Regions from separate parts of the Homo sapiens genome. Here region 2 is linked to region 1. Evidence: chromatin loops called from intact Hi-C (ENCODE). Cell type or tissue: OCI-LY7. All regions are shown on one strand.

Region 1 (2,500 bases):
TGTGAGAGTCTGTAAGCGCCAAGACTTAGGAGAGGATGAATATAAGGAACCAAATGCTGAAATGGGTGAGCAAAAGTCCTACAGTGGGTCCTACAGAATGCCCGAGACAGGCAGCTGTTGATGGTGGCTAGTTTCCTACCAGCTCCTGGGCCTCTGGCTGAGGGCAAGCTAGTCCTGAGATATCAGAGTAGAGACATGGCACTATCATTTTGCAAAATGCTTTCTATCAAATTGTTTCTACTAAAGCTAAATATACCCATGCCCTATGATTCTGGCAATTTCACTGTTAACTATATAGAAATACATGTGTATAACCACTAAACAACCCGTTAAAGTGATTAGAACAGCATTATTCATATAACCCCAATCCAGAAACAGCCCAAATGTTTCTCAACACTGGAAGTGATAATTGCGATTTACTTAGAAGTAGGATAATATGCAGCAATGAAAAAGAACAAACGGTTGCTTACAAACATATTATTAAGCAAAAAGAGGTAGATACAACATAATGTACTGTGTATGCATCCATTTATATAAAGTTCCAAAACAGTCAAAATGAATCTATGGTGACTGAAGTCAAGTGATCACTTTTGGAGACAAAGGTAGAAGTTAGTGGCTGGAATGGGGTCCAACGGAGTGCTGGGAATTTTCTATTTCTTGATGTGGGTGGGAGTTATGCTGGCGTATTTACTTTTTGTATATACTGTAATCACATACAAATATTAATATTAATAAAAATTTTAGGCAGGTTATAAAAAGGGGGACAGGCAAAATAGACACTGGGGTATAAAAGTCCTCTGTCACCAGGTGCATTTCTCATGGGAATAAGCATGACTTCACTGACCTATTATGTAGATTTCGTCTTGCCTGGTGTCTGAGGGTGTTCAGTCTGTGTCGTCATGTCAGAACTTAGCTGAAAAACTGAAGACTGAGGGGAGAACAATCTGATGTCCATGCCCTTCACCTAGAGAGGAATGCCCAGAAAGGGGTGGTTGTGGCAGGGAAGGTGAAAGTGCAAGTGCGTGCTCGGGAGAGTAGGGAGAGTATAAAGGGGTATGGAAGCAGGGGAAGGCAGGGACCACTGGCTTTTCACATCTGGACTCTGAAACCACCATCTGATGCAACACTTCTCAGAAGCACCCATGCTAATCACCACCAGCTGACACCCCCAGCCACATCTGCACCACCCCAGCTAATCACTGCCCACAATTGCCTACACCTGTCTTCCCCTCCTGCCCGCCCCTGCCACCTGCCTGCCTGCCACTTTCAGTCCTCACGCTAAATCAATAACAAAGTCCTCTGAGGGCTGCCTAGCTTCTCTGTTGATGCCCCCTCCCCTTAAACCCACTTCCCCTCCTCCCCTCTCCAAGCCTGATCCATCTGCCCAAGCTCAGATCTGCTTCAACAGGACTGGCAGGGTGGCTCTGGTTGCAGACAGCATGGCTCTCCCTGTCCTTAGCAGCTGCCGAAGCTGCAGTTTAAGAATCGCCATGTCTGGAGAAAGTCCATTAAAAGACAGTAGCAATGTATATTGTGCAGTGACCTTCTGGGCATCCAATTCTACCTTGTTAATGATCTCTTTGAAATAGCCAAGGCTGTGGAGGGAGATGTGGTTCCAGAGGTCCCCAGGACTGTGTTGTTAGGACACAGCTGCATTTGCTATGTTTGGGCAACACTCAGGAATCACTCTCCTGCTAATGGGGGCAGGTCCTCAGAGACCCACTCAGCCAATTAAAATACTCTTCAGGAATGTGCTGAATGTCCAGCCACTGGGCAGATCTGTGAATGTTTATCCTGGCAAGGAGAAAGCTAAAGATGTAGCCATCTATTCCATGTGGAGGAGCGAATGTTCCAACGGTGAGTCTCATAGCTGTTTCTCTCCTTAGTCAGGACACTCGGGTGAAAGTGACATATTCCGAACACACCCACTGCCTTAACAGAGGTGATACACAATCCCCTGTTATCCAGCTGTGACTCTACCACCACCCTCCCACTCAAGAAAGCAAACTGAAATGCAAGTAAAGCAAGAGAGACGTTACAATAAGCACTCTTTCGAATTTTCTCTATTTACAAAATCACCTTCTCAGATGTGATGTTTTATTATTGGTAACAAATTACTTGCAGTGTACCTCAAAACAGATGAGGCAAACCAGTGTGTTTTGACAAGTAAGCTAAGAACTGTTGCTAGAGAATACGGAAACCATCAGCTAACCACACTATAAGAAATACGTTGGTGGCAGGATATAAGGAAGAACTTCCAGGTAGTAAGACTTGAGCATTTAATAATAGCTCAGCAAACATTTAATGAGTGCCTGCTTGGTGCCAGGCTCTTTCCTAGGCTTGGGGCATGATTGCTTATTGCAAGAGTAACTGGAATCTGAATATCTTTAACAAAAATGTAGAAAATCATTTAAGGCAGAGATTTGACAGAAAATGGCCTGGGTTGAAGACATTCCCAAGATATTTAATTCCCATTTCCTTCCATTCCTCTCCAAGCTCT
Region 2 (2,500 bases), 720 kb after region 1:
TCCTCATTTTTTGAGGGTTTTGTGTTTGTGCATATTTTAAAAAAAGAAAGAAAACTCAGAGATGAGTTTTGAAAAGAAGAATGAAAACAAAGACTCTAGAAATGGGTGCTTGAATGCCATGCCTGCTCTGATTATCATCTGACAGTTAATTGTATACGTGGGCATCATTTTCAAAATGAGTTTTATTGACTGAATGTAGCTAGGTATTTTATAAATCCATAGCCCTGTTCATCCAAGGTCCAGAGAAGGGTAGATTTTTTTTTTTCTTTCATTCCCTCAACTGGAGGAAAATTGGGCATTGAGGAGATGATCAAAACCTGTTCTTTATCTGTGCCAAAATAAATGTTTCTCTGGTATCGATAGTGCCCTGCATTGAAGGAGAGAGGAAAACCTGGAAATCAGAAAATCTTTCCTATTTGGAGTGGAGGATAACACTTAGTTCCCAAGAGCAGCTTCTATGTCAAATCCTCTCCCTCATCAATTCTGTTTCCAGGTTGTATTCTTCAGAGCATAATAGCTGGCGTTTTCAGATTTGGCCTGTTTCTCTCTGATCTCCAGTCTCTCTCTCTCTCTCTCTCTCTTTTTTTTTTTTTTTTAAACGGAATACGCTCTTCCTCCCACTCTCCCTTTTATTTTTTTTTTAAAGCAGTGAATTGAGTTTCAGGGAGGTTATTTTAGTATTTATGATTCCTTATGAGAAATAATCAAGGAATGAAGAACCCCGATTGAAGCTAATTTTTTAACCTATTATTTCTTTGTGTTAACACAGAGTAGTGTTGGTTCCAAGTTCCTGATATTATAAGGACTATAGATTGTTAGTGATACAATCTGCAGTACCAAAAGTGTCAAGAGGCTGAGTAACCAGTATTCAAAATACAAAGAGTGAGTGTTGGGCAAATACATCGTGAGCAAGACTGGAATAACCCTTAAGGGAAAAGCCTTTGCCTTTATACCTGCCTTCTGAATGCATACCCTGCAGAAAGAGGCCTGTTTTACTAAGAACCACCTCCTCTCATCTCACTGACCTTAATGTATTTGTAAAAGATGTGTCTGTGTGGCTGTGGACATTGAATACTTACATAGTGAAACCAGTCTTCTAATGCACATACTTCACTTAATGGTTTTTAACTCAAGGTTAAATTTTGATTGTGTGGAAGGTTAAATAGTTGTGAAGCTGGCATCTAAAAATCTAAAAGGAATGGTCAAACAACATCCTTTCTGATTTCCTGTAAGACACCACTTAGAGACACATCGGAAGTGCTAAATAAATGTATGGTGAAGTGGAAATATGTAAAGCAGAACACCTGGGCTGAACCTCTGATTTGGGCGGCTGGATTGACCTTCCAAAAGAAAAACAAAATTATATTCTGTGATGAGGACTAACGGGAACTCGTGATCTGATTTTATTTATTTTTTAATCAGTAGTAAAGGTGGAAGGAGAAGTCCATGCCCCAATGTTTCTTCACTTTCTCATTCACTTATTCCTTCATTCATTCATCCAGCAACTATGTCTTGAATGCTTACTGTGTGCCAGTCCCTGGCACCGTTCTAGTTACCAAGACTTCAAGAAACAGAACAAAACAAAACAAAAAAACCCCTCTCTTGTTACAGAGGGAAGATTCTTGTACAGAAAATCTTGCTATAGGGATTTTCTTGCCCAGTGTTTGCTTACAAATGATGAGAATTGCTTCCAAGACATGGAAGAATATTCTGTGAGTATGTACCCCCATTTAAAAAGCAGTGGGAACAAAGCTTTCTGCCACCACACCATGGGATCAAATTTGATTCTTTTTTGTAAACAGTAATTCTAATACCCACAAACCTACCTGAAAGTTGCAGCAAGAGAAGACTGCATTCTACTGTGGTATTGGTCTTACGTCAGTCCCACCAGATTTGACTCATCCCACTCACAATCGTTCAGCCCTCTTCAGGAAGCCCAGTTTCAGTACTATGAGTCATAACAACAGATGTAACAGCAGGAGGTTCTTCACCTTGCAAACAAACAAAATAAACGGCAGTGAAAATTATTCATGAATGTATTATGACAATAGAAAGCAAATATTTTGCAAGATGTTCTCTTTAACTCCTCTGAGAGCTCTGTGTGACTCCGTTCATTCACCAATCCCAGTCACCTGGCATTGCTAGACATTGCCCTCCTTTAGTTGCAAAGCTGTCCTCCCCCAACAATTTAGACAGCCATATTGTAGGGGTTGATTCTTGCTTTGAGCTCAAACAGCTTCTAACACTCACCAAATCTCAGGTTAATCTTTGCATTGTCGTTCTACTCCAAACTCCAATAATCCTCCATGATTGACAAAGACTCTTCAGTCAATGCTTCCTCACTTGAATGCACAGGGGCTGACCCAGACCCGCTACCCAGACATTCTGATATCATCTGTGCTCATGCTGCCCTTGAGTTCTCCCTGGTAGGACTTGAAACAATTAGCACTTGATCCACAAGCATCAAATCCCCATACTCCTTGGTGTTTCAGAATATTGG

The links. Hi-C counts contacts between places; a loop is a spot of excess contacts. Peaks named below come from ENCODE experiments on the same cell type or tissue, not always from the same donor. Only the 100,000 strongest peaks of a DNase experiment are listed, where the experiment ranks them.
Region 2: a loop joins it to region 1, with 2.4 times the contacts of the local background. A loop is called at or near these places in 1 of 110 quality-filtered maps.

Annotation. Positions count from the first base shown.
Region 1 is chr11:115,938,582-115,941,081 of GRCh38, reverse strand. All of the region lies in intron 4 of LINC02703 (long intergenic non-protein coding RNA 2703), which reads right to left. Among named protein-coding and RNA genes, the nearest start is that of LINC02703, 20 kb to the right of the region's middle. In OCI-LY7, no CTCF peak of the experiment used is centred here; DNase peaks (open chromatin) are centred at 841 and 1,161; H3K4me3 peaks cover 1,468 bases; H3K27ac peaks cover 1,545 bases.
Region 2 is chr11:115,222,055-115,224,554 of GRCh38, reverse strand. The region is part of intron 5 of CADM1 (cell adhesion molecule 1); the gene reads left to right. Among named protein-coding and RNA genes, the nearest start is that of CADM1-AS1, 170 kb to the left of the region's middle. RefSeq lists an enhancer at 1,207-2,015. In OCI-LY7, no CTCF peak of the experiment used is centred here; DNase peaks (open chromatin) are centred at 1,264 and 1,904; H3K4me3 peaks cover 2,326 bases; H3K27ac peaks cover 2,481 bases.